Regions from separate parts of the Mus musculus genome. Here regions 1, 3 and 4 are each linked to region 2. The links are chromatin loops, found by intact Hi-C in ENCODE. Cell type or tissue: left cerebral cortex. All regions are shown on one strand. Region 1 holds the start of Vcpkmt (valosin containing protein lysine (K) methyltransferase). Region 2 holds the start of Arf6 (ADP-ribosylation factor 6). Region 3 overlaps Vcpkmt (valosin containing protein lysine (K) methyltransferase). Region 4 holds the start of Gm40434 (a long non-coding RNA gene).

Region 1 (5,000 bases), 210 kb before region 2:
TGTTGTTTTCACTGACCTGTTGCATTAAGTTTTATACATTTCTGGAATGTTGGAAGCAAAGCAAGACAATATGGAGCTCTATGTATTAAGGTTTCAGGGATAACATCTTAAATATCCAAATCTTAAACTGAGCCTAGAATTTGATTGGAAGCAATTTAGTTAGAAACCTGATAAATAAACCCCATTAATTTAATTTGAGCCTCCAGATTTAACTTTTCACAGAAGAGTTTTCAGTCTTTTTAAATTGTCCTGTACATTTCCCAAGAGACTATACATATCCCTTTGTGTTCTGTTTAGGGAGCTGTGAAATCTGATGATGACCCTCCTGCTATTCCACCAAGACAGCCCCCTCCTCCGAAGGTAAAGCCAAGAGTTCCTGTCCTCATGGGTACATTTGATGGGCCTGTGCCCAGTCCACCTCCACCTCCTCCAAGAGACCCTCTTCCTGATACCCCTCCACCAGTTCCTCTTCGGCCTCCGGAACACTTTATAAACTGTCCATTTAATCTTCAGCCGCCTCCACTGGGCCATCCTCACAGAGACCCAGACTGGCTCAGAGACGTCAGCACGTGTCCTAACTCACCAAGCACTCCTCCCACTACGCCCTCTCCACGGATTCCACGCAGCTGTCACTTGCTCAGCTCCAGTCACAGCAGCCTTGCTCATCTTCCAGCTCCTCCTGTCCCACCAAGGCAGAATTCAAGCCCTCTCTTACCAAAGCTGCCACCAAAGACTTACAAACGGGAGCTTTCCCACCCGCCACTGTATAGACTGCCTCTGCTGGAAAATGCAGAAACTCCTCAATGACCTTGGCCATATGTAGTCATTGACACTGGAATAGTATTTGTAAAGGTTTTTAATTTATTCAAAAAGACATAGTATTTTAGTACTTTTTACAGAAATGCTACTGATTAAATAAGCTCTTAAGAATTAGTAAACTTGTTGGATGGCAGTGGCCCACAGCTGTAATCCCAGCACCCTGGTTGCAGGGGCAGGTGGGCTTCAGGGTTTGAGAGCAGCCTGGTCTACAGAGCAAGTCCCAGGACAGCCAGGGCTACACAAAAAAACCTTGTCTCAAAAGTCAAAATACAAACAAAAGAGAGAAAAGGAAGGAAGGAAAGAATTTGAAATATTAAAATGCAAAAGCCCTTCACCATAGCCCCCAGGTGATCAGCAGCATTGCTTCCTCGGCTCCCCAGTGCTGCCCTAGGCCAGTATAAAGACTCTGTATTGCACTGTAGACTCTGCTAGCAGACGGCACTGAGAGGAGCCAGCGCTCGAGGGCGTTCTCACGCCTGACTGATAGATACCTTTTTAGGGTGATGAACTTACACAGATGCAGAAGATATGGGGTGGTGGTCCTGGGTTTTAACCCTCTGACCGTCTTCTAGCTTCTAATTTTGTTTGGTTTTTACATCTAGGAGACTTAGGAATAATACCCACTGTTCTTAAACTCTTTGAGACCATGTCTTAAATGTCAGTATTTGCTGCTGAAGACAAAAACGGAAAATAGAATGAAATAATAGAATGCACTGTGTTTATTATTTTGTTAAAATTATAAACAGTTCTACATAACCTGATTATAGAAGAAGGGCATGTGTTCATTAAGATGTGCCTTTTGTTTTGCAGTGTATGGTGTTTAGCTAATCATTGTTTAGCTAATGATTTGCCTATTATTTGGGAAGACAAAATTAATATGCCATATATGTACAGTTTATTTATATTGTATATATTTAAAGATAATGCTAATAACCTCTATAAATGTAAGTGACTTGAGGCCTATAATACAATCTGCTATTTGACTAATTTGTAAGTCTGGAACAAAAGTGTCTTATGGCATAAGAACCAACTGCCATTGTCAAACCTATTAACTGTCTTTAATCTCGTGTTAACTGAAATTTTTGAAAAGTTTTTCCAGATTAGTAATATTTAAACAGAAAATACTTTAAAAAGCTTTATTAAATTTTTTAATCAGGATAAAGCTTTGCCATTTGGATACTATCATTCAAAGTGATCAAGGTATGTATGTTATGCTGATAGTGCAGTAGCAGCCATTGTAAAGTAGCCAAAAGCCACGTTGTTTATCTACTGGTCTGTGGCCTTTTACTGTGCTTTGTATCAGAGTTCTTAACAAGATTAATAAATCACCTCAGTCTTAATTTGTAAAAGATTTGCAATATTGTTTTTCATCACAAAGAGCAAGGAGAAGCTGGGAATAGTGGTGAGCACCTGTAATCGCAGAACTTGGGAGGTTAGACGGAAGCATCTGGACTTAAAGGCGACTCGACTACGTGAAGAGTATGAAGAGTTTGAACCTACTTGGGATACAGGAGGCCATCCTGAAAACAAAAAAACAAAAAACAACAAAGCTGAAAAAAATCTAGAAGAACGAATAGCTATCATCTGTTTATTACGTGTGTGTGTGTGTGTGTGTGTGTGTGTGTGTGTGTGTGTGTTCATACTAGAGATCCAATGTGACAGGCCAACCTGCAGGTCTCTCCTTCTACTATGTGAGTCCTTGGTCTTGCTGGCCATCTTTTGGCCCCGTGGGATGTAAAAGGACTAACTTTTCTTTACCATTAAAAGCAAGTAGCACGTTCCCAGCCACCACGTTTATGCATTCATATGAAAAGGAAGCACAGTAGGAAAACTTCTTGAATATAACCATTTTTAGATAGGACCTGGGTAGCTGCCTAGATCTATCGCCAGCGGCTCTGTGTGAGCCGTTCTCCAGCTATGTATAAGCACTGTCGGTCGCTTTGCTTCTTAAAGTGCCTATCATTGTAGCAGCAGCTGGGCCACTCCTGGGTAGGTTCTGCTGCTTCCTGCGGACTTTGAGAGTCACGCATGCGCCTTGGGCAGCCGCCCTGCCGCTGGGAGGTACGGGTGCTGCGTGGGCGTGACGTTACCGCGTGCCGCAGCCTGCGGCGGGCCGGGGCAGGGATGGCGGCCGCCGTGGAGCCGGAGGTGGAGGACCCGCTGTGGAGCTTTGTGCGGGTTCTGGAGAAGCGGGATGGGACAGTGCTTCGGCTGCAGCAGTACGGCTCCGGGGGCGTGGGTTGCGTTGTGTGGGACGCCGCCATCGTCCTTTCCAAATACCTGGAGACGCCGGGGTTTTCTGGCGACGGGGCCCACGCGCTGAGTCGGCGCTCGGTGCTGGAGCTGGGCTCCGGCACGGGGGCCGTGGGGCTCATGGCTGCGACCCTCGGGTAAGAGCTGGCGGGAAGGCGCTGGTCGCCCAGCATCAGGTCACCGGCGTGCAGCCTTGCGCCTGTACCTCAACGAGGTTGTTTTTTTAGGGCAGATGTTATAGTCACTGATCTTGAAGAGCTGCAGGACTTGCTGAAAATGAATATTGATATGAACAAGCATCTTGTGACTGGTTCTGTTCAAGCCAAGGTACTGAAATGGTTTGTATGGCCTTTCAGCTTGTTTTTAAGATAATCGATCGCTTACATGGGCTTTAAATTGCATTTTACACAACGCTTGCTTAATATGAGGGGAGCCTTCTGCTTCTCGTTTCTAAAATGAACACTTTAAATCGTCAGAGCATCAGTTAAAGACATACGTTTGACATTTTTAAGGGGTGAAGACATAGAAGACTTGATGTCACCAGACTACATATTGATGGCAGACTGTATATACTATGAGGAGGTGAGTAGTGGTCGAACTGGTGTGTCCGAAAGCCCACAGCTCTCCGTGGTTTAACACCTCCAGGTGTGGGATATTTGTTCTATAGATGATGAGGCAGTAAAGAGAAGTTAAACTATCAAAGGCAACACATTCGCACAATTCAGGATAGGCATACAGGCCTGCCTGTGCGAGGTGGTTGAGAAAACTTGCGTGCATTCTACTGGAGACTTTTTGGAAAAATTTAAAAGGATTTTCCGATTTGCATATATTCTAGAAAACTAAGATACCTTCTGTTTGTTTGTCTGTTTGTTCATTTGTTTTTCTTTTCCCATTGACTGCTAACTGTGACTTTGGAAATTAATTAAAATGCAGGTTGGCTCACTCCTAGAATCCTAGCACTCACAATTGCCATGAATGCTAGGCCAGCACAGAGTGAGACGCTCCAAAATTAGTTATTCTCAGTGACAACATTTTATTAGACTTGTGGAATGATTTTCTTCCCATATCAGTTTATGCAGTATTGGACAGTATTTAGTTTTAAGTTGATGCCTTGAGCCAACTGATGATCAAAAGGGTCAGCAGTTAAGAGCACACACAGTTCTTCCAGAGGATCCAAGTTCAGTTCCCAGTACCCACATCAGGCAGTTCACAGCCACCTGTAACTCCAGCTCCAGGAAGATCAATTCTTCTGGCCCTGCAGGCACTAGCACATACTTAGACACAGGCAAATACGTGCATATAATTAAAATAACAAAAATTAAATTTAAACCATTAGGGTCAGGCTTGCTTTGGTAGAATAAATAGTTGATTGTTTAAATACCACATTAACTTAGATGAAGTGAAATTAGACTTGTAAGACTTAAGTCTAGCAAGATGTGATGGTACAACTTAACTAGAAACCAGTATAATTATTGGTAGTCAGGGGTTGTTTACCAGTCTTGTTTGATAACCTTGCTTTGTTTTGTTGGTTTAGAATGGTTTGACTCACCTCCTGACCCTTTCCTATCACAGGAAACTCTTGACGTAATAAACTGAAAATGGTATTTTTTTTTTAAATAGTCCTTGGAACCACTGCTGAAAACATTAAAAGATCTCAGTGGATCTGAAACTTGTATTATATGTTGTTACGAACAACGTACAATGGGGAAAAATCCAGAAATTGAGAAGAAGTATTTTGAGGTGAGTATCGTAATAGGTCTGTCTTGGTAGCAGTTACCCTCTGGGGGAGCTGGATGCGGTCGCTGCGGTATTTTAGGCAATGTGATGTGGGGGAAACATTCTCTTGATTAGAACCCAGGGAGACGTTTCCACAGCCCTCCTCCCACTGTCTCTGACCTTGCTAGGCCAGGTTTGCTGGCTGTTCTCAC
Region 2 (5,000 bases):
TGAAACAAGGTAACATTCCAGTTTTGTCCAAAAGTCACTTTAAAATATCTACAAATATTTCATCTGTGTGAGGCATACACCATTATTGCTCCATTTTCTGGAAAGAGTATTTTTAAAGGTAAGAAGAGGGAAACAGCGAAGTTGCTAACTTTGCAGTGGAAGAGACCTGTAGGCTTTACAGGCTGCGCTGCTTGTTCTAGGCGGCAGTTAGCTAGGGTGAAGGGAGCTCGAGCTGTACTCCTCCTCATGCACGTTAATGGCTGACACTGCCAGGGGCTCCTGACATTACCTGTCTGACACACTCATGTGCAACTGGAACATTACACTGCTATTACTCATTATCTTGCCACTGTGGGCTTAGTTCACCATACTGGTCTTGGCTATAAAAGGTCACATTTGAAACTGCTAAAGTTAGCGCTAAGGAGGAAGGGGGGGGAGGCCTTAAATATAAAAGACAAACGGCAGTTTGATTAAGCAATAATTTTCAGTTTACTAGATGAAACAGACTTGGAACATAGTCTGCATGAATGCAAAATAAGCCATCTACAGCAAGTGATAAGAACCTGGGCAAAAAGGAAAAAAAGCATACATGGGGGGGAAGATTCTCTCGAAATAAAAAAATCAAACCATTATTATAAAGGACTTTACCAAGAGTTGCTATTACCCCACCCCGTTTGCTGGAAGTCACAAGGCATCTAGCACTGTATTCGTGTCAAATGTCAGATCAGAGCATCCTAACGCAAAGCCAAGAGGGAAAAAAAAAAAAAAAAGGAAACAAAGAAAACCCCCAACCCCACTAAACTGTAGAACAGTAACTCCAGAGTTCAGATTCAAAAAGAGAGTGGCAATTCAAAGAGGTGATGGAGGTGGCGATAATCCTAGGAATGGGTTTTGGATTTCTCTCCTTCCGGGGGCTGGGTGGAGGACGCTCATTAGGATTTGTAGTTAGAGGTTAACCATGTGAGCCCCTCATAGAGTCCGTCCCCGGAGGTGGCACAGGAGGGCTGCACATACCAGTTCCTGTCCCGAATCCGGGTCAGGCCCAGTTTCTCCTGGATCTCATGGGGTTTCATGGCATCGGGCAGGTCCTGCTTGTTGGCGAAGATGAGGATGATGGCGTCCCTCATCTCCCGGTCATTGATAATGCGGTGCAGCTCCTGGCGGGCCTCGTCGATGCGGTCGCGGTCGGCGCAGTCTACCACGAAGATCAGACCCTGGGTCCCGGTGTAGTAATGCCGCCAGAGCGGCCGGATCTTGTCCTGGCCGCCCACATCCCACACGTTGAACTTGACGTTTTTGTAAGTCACCGTCTCCACGTTGAAGCCCACCGTGGGGATGGTGGTCACCGATTGGCCCAGCTTCAACTTGTACAGGATCGTTGTCTTGCCGGCTGCGTCCAGGCCCAGCATGAGGATCCGCATTTCCTTGTTCCCGAAGATCTTGGATAGCACCTTCCCCATCGCGTCGGAAGAGCCGGGGCCGGGGGCATTCAGGTGTCCCGGGTCCCCTCAAGCCTACAACGCCGCCGCGAGCCCGAAACGTCGCCGCCCCGCTGCGAGGACGCCCTGCGGCCTGCGCGAAGCTGCCGGCTAGGGGAGCAGGGGCCCGGCCTGCGCTCACTCGGGCATCGCCCGCCGCCGGGGCCCTGCGTCTGCGCCGGGAGAGCCGCCGCCCTGCTCAAGCGAGGCGAGGCGAGGCGCGGCCGGCCCGGAACTGCCCTTCCCCCCCGCAGGCGCCGCGCGAACGAGCGAGCGAGCAAGCGCCGCCGACAGCTCCTCCGCCGCCTCGGCACGCGCCGGCTCCAACTGCGGCCGGCCTGCCGGCCTGCGAGCACCGGACTCGGCACCGACCCCGGTCACCACCCCGACGACGAGCGCGGCTCGGCGCCCGGTCAGGTCATGGATCCTCGCGGGAACTCGCGGGTGCTCGCCTGCAGGGACACAGAGAGGGAGAAGGGAGTTACCGCCGGGCCTCCGAGGGGGCGCCCAGACCGACGCGGCCCGCCTTTCGGGCTCGGCCCTTGAGGTTACCTCCAGCCGCCGCCCCGAGCGCGGGTTCCCTCCGGCCTCCACCTCCTCCTCCTAGCTCTGCTGCCGCCGCCGCCGCTGCCGGAAAAGGCGCCGAGGAAACCGCCTCACTTCCCCTCCCAACTGCGCACGCGCGCCTCGGCCCGACCGTTCGGAAGAGCGCGACCTCTGAAAGGAGAGTGGCCCGCGCTCTCGACGTCACGAGCGCCACGCGCCGGGGGGCGGGGCTACGGCGGCTCCCGGGGCTCAACGCCGGCGCCTCGCGGAACCTGCTGGCGTGGGGCTGGCCGTGTGCCCACCTGTCGCTCTACCCGGGGTCTCCGCGGGTCTCCTTCTCCGCCACTCGAAGGCGGGGCACGGATCCACCGAGGGCGGGCTTCGTCGGCCCTTAGGACCGGCGCCCCAGCCACGCTTCCCAGGCTCGCTCCCGGACCCCCTGCGCGAAGCCCCTCCCGCTCTCCCCAGCCTTCCTTCAGTTTCCTGGAAGACACGTGGGAGGCCAGTGTTCCATAGAATCCGCCAAAGTAGCCCGCACTTTTTGTACTCGAGTTGGGTCTGCCCCTAAGCCCTGCCTTTGAAAGTTTAAACTCGTTCTTTATAAGTCTGGTCTGAACCGCCCGCATTTCTTAAGAAACAGACTATCAGGGCCGACGAGATGACTGTGGGTAAAGCCTGCCACCGAGAGGGCGGACCCGCCTTCGTTCCCCAGGAAGGAGAGAACCAACTCCCTTGAATTGACTTCTGCTCTCCACGTACTATAAGGAAACTCTTTGGGTTTTGTTCTTATTTTCAAATACTTTTTTTCATTTAGTGTGCGTACGCACGGAGAGAGGTCAGAGGACAACCAAAGTCAGTTCTCCCCTTTCTTCATGTGGGTCCCAGGTATCAAGTCAAGCTTGGCGCCCGACGCTTTTACCTACTAAGCCATCTTGCTGGACCAGGAAACCTTTTTGTATTAAACGGATAGTGTTAAGGTTAAAGTAAGGTGAAATTTTTAATAAAAATAAACACGGGGAGAAAACTTAAGTTCAAGGAAGTTGCTACAACAGCATATGATAATATACTGTTTTTATTTTATAATTAAAAAAAAAAAAAAAGGAAGTCATCTGGTACAGCTCACACCTGTACCAGAAGTGATGAGACTGAGGCAGAGAGGGTCGCTGTAATTCTAGGTCAGTCTAGGCTAGAGAGTGTGCCACTCTATTTAACAAGTACTGGCCTCACAGTCGCTCAGGGTTATCTGAAATTATTCTCCAGCCTCCACCTCCCAGGACAGGGGTGACCCAATGGAGCAACAGGTATTTGAAACCACAGCAGGCTTTTTACTTGACTGAAGATTCGAACTCTGGAACTTACTGCTTACAAAGCAAGTGCTTTTTAATGCACCAAGCCATCTTCCCAGCCCCAATAATAAATGATTAAAGAATAATTATAGTACAAAACAAATAGCAATAGTCAGAAACTAGTCGCCAATAGTAAGAATTAAACTCTCTATGCCATGCTTTAAAAAAAATAGGTCAGTTTGGGGCTGGTTGATACTGCTCAGTGATTAAAGCACTTGTCACCCACCCTGACTTGGAGGACACCAAGCAAAATGTAATTTAAAGACATTCAAGGTGGTGTATGCCTTTAACCCCCGCACTGGAGAGACAGAGATTGATGAATATCTCTGAGATTGAGGCCAACCTGGTGTACATATTGAGCTCCAGGCCAAGTCAAGGTTACAAAGTGAGGTCCTAGCTCAAAAAAAAAAAAAGGTAAATTTTAAAATATTCCAAACACTTCCAAATAGTAATAATTTAGGCAACTATTAAACCATACCACAGATGAAACATCTTATTTTCTTGACCCCTTCTAGAGAATAATTTTTATTTGATGTTTCTATTATATTAATTGTACATAATCATTTTGCCCTCAAATGTGTATATAATGTTTTTCAGTTATTCTCCCCCTCTGTCACCTTCCCTTGCTCCCTTTCACTGACTTCCTTTTTAGTAGCCCCTTCTACTTTCATGCCTTTTTTTTTTTCTTTTACATTTTTGAGACACAGTGATTTCCTTAGTGTTGTTTATGGGAACATGGCACCTGACCAGTGGCTCCACCACTTACAACCTGCCTCTCCCTCCCCTTTCAACTGTTAGCTGCATATAAAATGGCTCTCTAAGGAGTACCTTGGCAGGCAAGAGCAAGCGTGTGGTGAAAGGTTGACCGATTTTCTAAGAAAGACTGGTGTGATATGAAAGTTCCAGCTAGTATTAAAAACATTGGGAAAACGACGGTCACAAGGGACTCAAGGATCCAAAACTGTATCTGCTCAAGAGTCCTACGTTTGAAGTGAGCCTTGAAGATCTACAGAATGATGAAGTTTCATTTAGAAATTTTAAGCTAGGGCTGGAGAGATGGCTCAGCGGTTAAGAGCACTGACTGCTCTTCTAGAGGTCCTGAGTTCAAATCAGCAACCACATGGTGGCTCACAACCATCTGTAATGGGATCCAGTGCACTCTTCTAATGTGTGTCTGAAGACAGCTGCAGTGTACTCATATAAATAAAAATAAATAAATCTTTAAAAAAAAAAGAAAAGAAAATTTAAGCTAGTTACTGAAGACGTTCAGGGCAAAAACTGACTAATTTTCATGACATGGATCTTGAGACAAAATGTATTCCATGGTCAAAAAGTGGCAGACCATGACTGAAACTCATGTTGATATACAGCAACCGTTTTAACCTCTCATATTTGGACTTATTCCCAAATGAAGAGTAAGGAAAGAGGAAAATGAGCAAATAAATCACTCTCCTACCTCGGTGTTCCATAGGATTCCTGTGAGTAAGCTGATTGGTGTGGTGTTCCAGGATTTGAAATATGAGACATTCAAACTTCCAAAGTTAGCTGGGTGTGGTGGCGCACGCCTTTAATCTCAGCACTTGGGGGGCAGAGGTGGGCGGATTTCTGAGTTCGAGGCCAGCCTGGTCTA
Region 3 (5,000 bases), 200 kb before region 2:
CCAACTTTTTTGTTGTTCCAATAATCACCTGCTCACATAGTCTACTGTGTCAGTCTTGAGCACCACCACCAGATCCAAAAAGTAGTAACCAGATGTATTCTGGAGTTTACAGTCGGTGCTAGATGGCACGTTGTATGTGCTGAAATAAACACCGTTTTTGAAACCTTGTGACTCTGCTTCCAAGACGTCTCTGATGAGATGAACATTTATAACAAACAACTGCTTTCCAGAAAGCAAGAGCGACTCCATTTAGAGACTTGAAGACAAGAGTCAGTTTGGAGCGATTCTTTCTTGGGAGCTTTCTTCAGCCTTTAAAGCTTGCTTGCTGTTAGATTTTCAGAATACTGTGTCCGTGCATGGCACCTCGTGGAGCAGTTTGCCCCAGGCAGACAGGCTGAGTGTGTGCAGCTTTGCGTGCAGTAGCTCGTACACAGCTCGCTCCATAACATGGGGCTGGAGTGAACACTGACCTTAGACCCCTCAGATTCTCACACCCTTCCCACGATCCCAGACTTCCTTTCATATGAAGTCCAGCTGGCTTAACCCACAGAGCAGCTTAGTACCAGTTTCCTGGGGACCACACCCTGCTTGCCTCCCCTCCTCCCTGCTAGCTAGACCCACTCCTGAACCTGTCCTTCCACAATCACTGCCTCTGGGAACCTGACCTTGGGGAGGGACGGAATTTGTAACAGAATGAAGCGGGAAATTAAAACTCCCAGTTGTGGAGTGAGGCCAGCACTGAGCTCTACTGCAGGACTTAATTAACTAAAGGGCACCCTCAGTGCCAACTGCTTCCCACACAGGAGCCTGGGAGAAGCCCTGCTTTGGAGGAGTTCAGTGTTGGGCACATGTAGGCCTTTTGGTGAGCAAAGCCCTGTAGTTGAGACCCCCCTGGAAGAAGGGCCTAAGGAGTAACTCATCCGCTGAAGGGGAAGCCAGTATCTCTGCTTAGGCTTGTGTTGCTCAGGGAGAGGCTTGGCTGGTTTAGACCAGGGCTTGGGGCAGGACGGCTGCTGTTAGCCCTGAAGCAGAGGGTAGATGGACCTGCCAACCTGGGAATCGATCTGTGAGCTGGGGGCTGGAAGGCTCAGCATCGATGTGTACGTCCAAGGGGAGCTGCACAGCACACACCTGGAAGGTGGAGGCAGGATCATGGGTTCAAGGCCATTCTGGGACACATAGGAACACATGGCCATATCTCAAAAACAAATAGGTGCAAGAGATGAGTGAGGTCATGCCTCTAGCTGGGCATCAACCAGTATACCAACTGCCCAGCTTCAAGTAATTACCAGTGTGTCAGGGAAATGCTAGAGATGAGTTGGGGTCCTCTTGAGCAAGCAGGGTTTGTTGCTGTGGGCTGCGGGGCCTAGCACCACTTACCAGGGAGTAGGTGGACGTCACCTGGAAAGAGATTGCAGCCCCAAACTGGTTTGTGTTTGTTTTGGCTTTAAGTTTGGGGATTTTTGTTTCGTTTTGGTGTTTGGAGACAGTTTCTCTGTGTAGCCCTAGCTGTCCTAGAACCTGTAACTTCCTAGCTTTGTAGGGACTGTTTCTTCAACCAGACTGTGTGGTCACTTGGAAAATTGGAAGCTAGCAGAAGCCAAGCACTATGCTAAGGTCAAGCTTCATTCTAGCCGGAGTAAACAGGAGGTGTGGTGGTGGTACTGAAGGACTCCAAATAGCTTTAATGTTTCCTAAATTGAGAATCACCACCATAAAGAAACCCGTGTCTACTACCTCCCAGCAGGGAGGGCGAGAGAAGGGAAGAGAAGTGCTCTGGTTAGAGTGGCCTGTCCTGCCCAGAATGAGGGGCTGAACCTCAAAACCTGTGGAACAACTCTAGGAACCAGAATCGCTGTTAACTGAAGGCTGGGGGAGGGATTCTACAATTCAGAGGCAAATTGCAGGCCTCCTCACCAGTGACTTGAGCCTCTTCCACCTTCTCCCTCTGGTTGCCTAACTCTTCTCCCATTTCTAACAGTCTGTGGATTATAGTTGGTGACACCGGGTTGGTTTTGATTCCACATTATTATTTAAGTGCAGGACAGAATGGCGGTGCGTCTTCTTGTGCTTCTTTTCGCCCCCTCCTCACGCTTTCTGGCTAAATGTGATGAGCAAGGGTTTGCCTTTTTTTTTTTTTAACCCAGTGTGGGACATAGAAGTAGGACTGTAGTTCCAAAGGTGCCCTGTAGGTGGCATTACACATCTTTGTCTTTAAACAGCGTCTAGTAAGGTGGCTGTGAAAAGACTCGGTTTTGAATTGCAGCCAGCCCTCAGATTTTAAAAATTTTTAATTAAATTTGATTTTCAGAACTAGTCTACCCATTAGGAGGGTCCTTGCTGGAGAAAACACGGCAGAAGCTGAGTGAGACGGCTTTCCCAGGAAGTTGTCTTTGGTGTAGCTTTCTGTTTCATTCTGTTCAACCTATGTGGCTCACGAAGCTGCATATGTTGTGATTTGTAAATGGCCTTTCTGCTGTAGATTCCCGTCTGTGCAAGGAAGAGGCCTTTACGAGTCTAACTTTGTTCTAATTAGTGCAGTTCTAAAAATAAAGTTCAAGGTGAACTTCAGCTTTATATCTGACATGCGGCTTCTACGGACTTAAAACTTCTAATCAGCTTTAACTAGTTCTCCAAATGGGCATGCCTTCTTCCACAGAAGATCAGATTTCACATCAGAAGACTGAAGCTGTCTGTCAGTGGCCCTCCCACAATCACGTACTCCTAGGGTGAACCACATCCCACGGGAAAGTAATAGGACAGCTGAGTTTCCCTTTTCCCAGTTCTGAGTGGGAACACGGTAAAGGCTCAGGCAGGTAAAGGCAGGTGAAGTTGTTAAAACCTTAAGACCCACGTGACACAGAACACAGACCACCCAGCCACTGAGGCCCTGTCACTCATTACAAGATGAAGTCTGTGACTAGTATGTACAATATGCTAGGACAAGTCCTCTGTATGGTAATGGTTTCTCCCTGTGCCTTTGGAATAAAGTGTGTCGGGACAGAAACCCAAGGACTGCACCATCCAGAGTTGATTCCACAGCCTGTCTTTTACTGTCTGTGTGATCTTGTTCCTTAAACGCTGTGCCTTGTCCTCATGTAAATAGAGGATGGTTTTATCATGGGCCGCAGAGGTTCCCATGGGAGTTTAAGTTGTTTGCTCTACGCAGTGCACCGGAGTACCTGGCAAACAGTAAACATCACTACAGCAAAAGTGGAAATACGGGTGGGGACCTGGGAAACCTGCACAATGCCAGTTGCTTTTATCTGCTGCGTTGTGTAATCCAGGTATCCCTTTGAGCGTATAGAATTCATGCCAACGTCCCTCCCCTATCATGGAGGAATGGCAGCTGAGGCAGGAAAAAGTTGAGAACACTGGTTCACAGTGCTGTTAGTTAAATGAGTCAGCCATTTTAGAAAGGTGACGGGAAGCCATTACTGTTCACTTACAAACATAGCATGTGACGTGTGAACATTTTGTTTTGTTTTTCAGTACTGGGCTTTGAACGTCCAGCCTTTTGTGCACTGAGCAAGTAAGTGCCTACCACTGAGCTATGTCCCTCAAGTGTGCTTGTGTGTGTATGTGAGTATGCACGTATGCGTGTGTGCCACTAATAACTAAACCTTGTGCACATTAGGCAATTACTATACAGCTAAGTTACATCTTAGTCGCTGGCCTTTTGAAATACAGTTTCAGGGGCTGGAGAGATGGCTCAGCGGTTAAGAGCACCGACTGCTCTTCCAGAGGTCCTGAGTTCAATTCCCAGCAACCACATGGTGGCTCACAACCATCTGTAATGGGATCTGGTGCCCTCTTCTGGTGTGTCTAAAAACAGTGTACTCACATACATAAAACAGTAAATCTTTTTTTTTTTTTTTTTAAATCCCTGTGCAGCCCAGGCTGACCTCAAACTCACAGGAACCCATCCTGTCTCTGCCTTCTGAGTGCTGGGATTAAAGGCGTGAGCCTCCCACTCTGCCTGTTTTTTGAAGGATTTTAAACCCATTGATGAAAATACTATAAACATTAAACAGCTCTTGATTTTTGACATCTTTACTGATACGTTACTTTAATGTATGATAGGTTCATGTTTTTAATATTCGTAAGGTTGAAAACGCCGACGTTTCCTCCTTACAGAACAGGATTAGACATCTTGAGGTCAAGCCAGACTATACGGAGAGCCCACAGACTTTCTCAGGCTCCGACAAGCCACCAATTGCAGTCTGTCACACTCCTCACAGCTGCTCTGTAGTAAGAATTACCTTGAGTTCAGCTTTTTAATCATCTGATAATCGGGCTTTTGCAGGACGGGCTTCAGTCTGTGTGCTGGCTCATCACTGCCTTGGCAGTCATTTCCAGACTTGTGTGTATTATACCAGCGACCCCATGTAGCAACCTTCAGCCTTCCACCTTGTTCCTCAAAAGAATGCCTTCCAAAAACCTGTTCCTTACACATGTGCAAAATAGCCGGCTGTTGACATGCTCTGACTGGATAAGAAACTTTACCCAAATTGTCTTAGTCACCATATCCATTGCATAGTGTTGAAACACTATGCCCATATGCTACTTTGTTTCCATATCATAGTCTACCATCAAAGGCAGTGAGAGCAGGAACTAAAGCAGGCAGGAACCTGTGGCAGGAGTGATGCAGAAAGTCACAGAGGGGTGCTGCTTCCTGGCTTGCTCCTCCTAACTTGTTCAGCCAACTTTCTTATCACCAGCCCTAGGATGGCACTACCCACAGTAAGCGTGGGCCCCCTACATCAATCACTAAGAAAATGCCCCACAGGCTTGCTTAAAGCCATACCATATGGAGGCAATTTCTCAGCTGAGGCTCCTTCTGTGACTAGCTCAAGTCAAGTTGAGATAAAAGGGCCAGCACTCCCAAGTTCAAAAGAATCCCCTCGGAGCACAGAGTTCACATAGAATGCTAGTTTCTAAAACTGAAAACAAGAAAAGCACGTTTAACACTCCTCAATAATCAAAGTTTAAGCCTAAAA
Region 4 (5,000 bases), 90 kb before region 2:
GCCACTTCCTCCTCCTGAGCTAACTACAAATGTCCAACTATCAAAGTATTCAAGTCCAGCAACCAAAGCCCCCCCTTGGCTCACCTAATTAACATGCCCAATTAAAATTAAACATCTCACCTTACATGGGTTTTTCCCTTGTACCTGTATAAACTGCCATTCACCTACTGACCACATCGGTCTCCTCTCTATCCAGACACAGTCCTTTGTCCCACTACGAGACAAATATCTCCCCCCCCACCCCTGTTCCCTTCCCCTTCTCTATCATCCTCTATCTCCTGTCTTTGTCTCTTATTCTCTGCCCTTTGTCCCTCTGAGGCAAATAAATCTCCTTTGGGCTGAGAACTTGGTCTTGGGGGTCCTGAGCCAATACAGTTCCCTTGGTGGTGGTAGGGATCACAGATCCTTGTCTTGGTTTTAATAACCAAAGAATAAATAATGAGAAGGTTGACATTGTTACAGTATGAGGGGCAGGTAAAGAAACTCCAGAGGAAGGGGACAGCCTGGGCTTTCTAATTTTCAACAATGAACAATCATATTTCAGTTCCAAACACATTGTCTGGATTAAACAGAACTCCATTCCAGGGGGAAAGCAGGCTGTATAAGCTAGGGGCGCTTCTTGCTGATAATGCGCTATGTATTCAGACATCATCACTGTTGGTACAATTAGAGCCTTGCAGAAAAGGAACACTGGCCCCAGGACCAGAATGCAGGGGCATTGGGGGAACTGAGTCCTTTTGGAGCCTGAGCGAATTAGGAAGCACAGATGCCCAAACATACAGGACTTGGCGCACGCCTTTAATCCCAGCACTCGGGAGGCAGAGGCAGGCGGATCTCTGAGTTCGAGGCCAGCCTGGTCTATAAAGTGAGTTCCAGGACAGCCAGGGCTACACAGAGAAACCCTGTCTCTAAAATCAAAAAAAAAAAAAAAAAAAAAAAAAAAAAAGGACTTAACCTCACAAAGGTCATTTGAAGGAGAACGGTTCCCTCTTCTGCCTTGGTACCAGGAGAGAAGATCAGCCAGGTTTCTCTGGCTTTCTCTGGCTTTCTCTGCAGCTGGGGCTTCTCCCTGTGGCTGTAGTCATCCCAGTGGAGATGGGGAATAGGTGACCCTAACAGCAAAGAAAGCCTGGATAGGATAGACAGCTAAGGCTAGGAGCCTGTCAACACATCTCTAAGGAGACTGTTCACCGCCCTTAGAAACACTGCCCGTGCCTTAAGAGGCCCCTTTCCCTTTGCCTCAGCCTGAGTATCTCTCTCCTTTATGCTGTAGGATTTTGCTCAGGGACTCCTGAGCCACAAAACTAGAGGAACTCTAGGTGTCATTTTTACATAGTGTGGTCCTCGGTAACCAGCTGTGTGATATTGTACAAGTCACTCAACCTCTCTGTTTCAATTGTTGCATTTACCTCCCGAGAAGGGGCGCGAGGGCCCTGTCAAATCTTATTTGGAAAAATCCTAGCGAATGAACAGCACCTAGCATGTGGGTGGCCAGCACTCCTTGAAGATTGTCTATGGGGACAAATGAAGGATTTCTCCTACTGTGCTGTCTCCTAGATTTCCATCTCAGGAAAACACACGCCTCTGCAAACACAGGACAAAGATGAGAAAATGTCCTGGAATCCCTTTATTCTGTTCAAAACCCTTAAGACATCAGGAGATGGGACTGCCTGTGTGCAGAGTCTTTTAATTACACAACCTCTGAGCTGACTTGGTTAAGTTTTAATCGAATGGTGGACTCCCGATGAGCACCCGGGCTTCAGAAACACGTGAACAAAATGTAAGGTATGGTCTCTTGGTTCTAGTTCCTTTCCAGTGACCGACTGTTGCTCAGTGAGGCGGCGCAAGGCTTTTGTTTGTTTTCTTGGTTACAGCAGAGAATAATGCAAGAGCCTCCAGATTGTCTCACATGGAAGTGATAGATGGATGCCAAATTCTCTCTGCAGAGGCCTCACGTTGGCTGCTCTCGGCTGTTCAGAATGTAATTTCATGCACATTGCAAACGGCCCATTAGTCACTGGCAAGGAAAATTAAATTTTCAAAGTTGCTCTCTCTAACAAGCCTTCACCACCACCACCACCACCACCACCACCCCTCCGTCTCACACACAAAAACCTTGCTGACAACACAACTCCTCATTAACGCAGAAGAGAAGCAAACACTCCTTGCTCCTAGCCGGCTCTCCTACCCATTACTCCCATGATGCTTTGGGATTCAGATTTGAATCAACCAAGTTCCCGATTCAAAACTTTCCCTCCCTTCCAGGAGAGGAGCATTTGTATTTCAAAATCGTGGAGCCGAGTGTCTGAAAGTTATTTGCCAACTTCCGTGCCTCTGGGAAAGGCATGCTCAGTCTCGACCCCACCCCTCCCCTTCCACGTTGGCACGGGATCGCTTCCCGAGCTCTCCGCGCTGTTGAAAAGAAAACAAAGGCGTTTGCTGGAGAAATGAACCATACTATGTAGGCGGAGTCAGGTTCCCCCATAGCGTCCTCACTTCTCCATCTCCTCCCTAGAACCAGCAGTCCACTGAGTAGGGTCTCACGGTGCTGGGCGTGGCCTGTGCCTGAACAGGAAGCCCTTTACATGGGGAGCCAACTCTAGTCAAAGGTGTTGCGGATGGTAAAAGATTTAATATTTGCCAGCAACCAGCAGGTTTTTTGAGGGGGAGGGAGGGGGCAAAAGTGGTTACCGTGGGAACGTTGTGAGCCTCAAGTGACTGTCATGAGGTGAAAAAATACTCTTAAAATAAATACCAGAAAAGGCATATTTATAAATCTCTTCCCAAACACCTATCTTTTCACAGGGGGAGTGTGTTTTTAAAGCTATAGATATTAAAAGGGGGAGGGGCTGACGTTCATGACAGAATTTGTCTTGATTACAAAGGCCAAGCCAAGTAAGATAGTAAGTACAGACCTATAATCCCAGCTCAGGTGGCTGAGGCAGCACGGCAGTATGTCACTACCTGCCCTGGCTACATGGGGAGACAGGGAGACCTCATCCCAAAAACATCAAAAATAGATAATCGAACACACACACACACACACACACAGCCCGCATAAATTGCCTCTGCCACTTCCTAAGGTTTGAACCTGTGGTCTTGCCTACACTAGCCAATATTCTCCCATTGTGAGCTGTACAGTTAGATTTTAGTCAGCTATAGCTTTGAAATTGTACACCACACTTAAATGGATTCAAGTAACTTATTCAAAACCAATAAAACGCTACTTGTTTGGGACCCAAAGCACACATTTTATGTCTGAGTTGTGCATTACTTCTAGACTTCTAGACAAATCAATAAACCATAATTTTATTTTATCTTATCATTTTATTTTATCATTTTATTTTATCATTTTATTTTATTTTGATCACGCAGATGGAAAACCCTTGGGCACAGAACTGGCCTTGCTCCAAGGATGCTCCATTTTCATTTGCCTCCTGGAAAACAGAACTACAACTGTATGCAGCAGCCACTGGCCCAGATGCAATCAGTTTCAGGGCCTCTCTTTCAGTTTAAGACAGACCATGAGATAGTTCTGACCAAAAATACACAGAAGTCCCCGAAAAGAGGGATCCTGGAGACAATTCTGTACACTCTCACAATTCTGTATTACTGGTAACCAAAGACACTGACCTGTCATGTGACTGTCTTTCCAAGGATGTGTGGGTGGTACACAGCCTTGGAAGATAAACTTACCACGTCTCCAAAGCAAGAGGAGGTCTTGCTTGGAACCTTGGAAAACAGATAACATTTTCCTCCAGAGCAAAGGGCAGACCTGTCTGCAGTCTGGGTAAGATGTGGGGTCCATTAGCTCAGGGTTCATTGCCTTTGAAGTAGCCACTGCTTAGGCAAGTACTCTTAAAGGCCCGTCTGCTGCACTCCTGGGGTGGTCATGGCTAGATGGACTGCTACCAACATGCTGGTGTGTGTGTGTGTGTGTGTGTGTGTGTGTGTGTGTGTGTATCTCTGTGTGTCTGTCTCTCTCTGTGTGGTGTATATGTGTATAAATATGCATATATGTGTATGTGTGAATCTGTTATATGTGTTATATATGTGTGTGATGAATGTGTGGGTGCATATGTGTATGGGGGCATATAAATATGTGCTTTATGTATGTATATACACACATATATATACATATATGAGTGTGTGTTTAATGTGTGTTGTAGATGTGTGTATATGAAGTATGTAACATGTTTGTATAGTATATATATATGTGTGTGTATATTTGTGTGACATATGTTTAAGTGTGGTATATGTGTATGTGTGTGGTGTATAGTTGTGAGTGGGGGTGTATGTGCCTTTTTGTATGTGTTGTGAATGTTGTACATGTGTGTGATGCATGTATTGTGGTGTATGTATGTGTTTGTGTGCGGTGTATGTGTTTGTTTCTGTGTGTTGTGTATGTTGTATATGTATGTGGTGTTTGTGTGTGATGTATGTGTGTGTTTCTGTGTGTTGTGTATGTTGTATATGTGTGTGTTTGTGTGTATTGTGTATGTTGTATATGTGTATATGATATGTGTGTGGTGTATGTGTGTGTTTGTGTGTATTGTGTATGTTGTATATGTGTATATCATATATGTGTGTGTTTGTGTGTATTGTGTGTGTTGTATATGTGTATATCATATATGTGTGTGGTATATGTGTGTGTTTGTGTGTACTGTGTATGTTGTATATGTGTATATCATATATGTGTGTGTGGTGTATGTGTGTGTTTGTGTGTATTGTGTGTGTTGTATATGTGTATATCATATATGTGTGTGTGGTGTATGTGTGTATGGCACACATGTATGAGCATTAGGTGTCCTGCTTTATCACTCTCTACCCCATTCCCGTGAGGCAGGTTATTGTCATTGAACTTGGGCTCCCATTTTTTTCTACCTGGTAACCCACAAGTTCCAGTGATCCTTTTGCCTCAGTCCTCCTTATACCGGAGTCGTGACTGCACAACCCAGCTCTCATGTAAGTGCTGGGACCTGTACTCTGTCCTCAGGCCT

What was found. A loop is a pair of places that touch in the nucleus more often than their neighbours do. Peaks named below come from ENCODE experiments on the same cell type or tissue, not always from the same donor. Only the 100,000 strongest peaks of a DNase experiment are listed, where the experiment ranks them.
Region 1: a loop joins it to region 2, with 3 times the contacts of the local background. A loop is called at or near these places in 26 of 42 quality-filtered maps.
Region 3: a loop joins it to region 2, with 4 times the contacts of the local background. A loop is called at or near these places in 28 of 42 quality-filtered maps.
Region 4: a loop joins it to region 2, with 2.7 times the contacts of the local background. A loop is called at or near these places in 16 of 42 quality-filtered maps.

What each region holds. Positions count from the first base shown.
Region 1 is chr12:69,580,930-69,585,929 of GRCm38, reverse strand. Vcpkmt (valosin containing protein lysine (K) methyltransferase) reads left to right here and starts at 2,913. Exons shown (of 6, transcript NM_001033236.3): 1 at 2,913-3,209; 2 at 3,300-3,410; 3 at 3,585-3,654; 4 at 4,693-4,812. The coding sequence starts at 2,944. It overlaps Sos2 (SOS Ras/Rho guanine nucleotide exchange factor 2), which reads left to right. Exons shown (of 23, transcript NM_001135559.1): 23 at 298-2,169. The coding sequence ends at 807. In left cerebral cortex, a CTCF peak has its summit at 2,200; DNase peaks (open chromatin) are centred at 2,871, 3,590 and 4,284; H3K4me3 peaks cover 2,510 bases; H3K27ac peaks cover 1,148 bases.
Region 2 is chr12:69,369,254-69,374,253 of GRCm38, reverse strand. Arf6 (ADP-ribosylation factor 6) reads right to left here and starts at 2,104. Exons shown (of 2, transcript NM_007481.3): 1 at 2,031-2,104; 2 at 1-1,930. The coding sequence starts at 1,460. The coding sequence ends at 933. It also overlaps the pseudogene Gm18113. In left cerebral cortex, a CTCF peak has its summit at 2,702; DNase peaks (open chromatin) are centred at 1,290, 2,200 and 2,506; H3K4me3 peaks cover 3,101 bases; H3K27ac peaks cover 2,041 bases.
Region 3 is chr12:69,571,898-69,576,897 of GRCm38, reverse strand. It overlaps Vcpkmt (valosin containing protein lysine (K) methyltransferase), which reads left to right. Exons shown (of 6, transcript NM_001033236.3): 6 at 1-163. Among named protein-coding and RNA genes, the nearest start is that of Vcpkmt, 8.6 kb to the left of the region's middle. In left cerebral cortex, CTCF peaks have their summits at 2,191 (motif pointing right) and 3,806 (motif pointing left); a DNase peak (open chromatin) is centred at 2,198; H3K4me3 peaks cover 414 bases; H3K27ac peaks cover 412 bases.
Region 4 is chr12:69,459,514-69,464,513 of GRCm38, reverse strand. It overlaps Gm40434 (a long non-coding RNA gene), which reads right to left and starts at 2,718. Exons shown (of 2, transcript XR_872790.2): 1 at 2,459-2,718; 2 at 1,668-2,017. In left cerebral cortex, no CTCF peak of the experiment used is centred here; DNase peaks (open chromatin) are centred at 2,051 and 2,350; H3K4me3 peaks cover 526 bases; H3K27ac peaks cover 380 bases.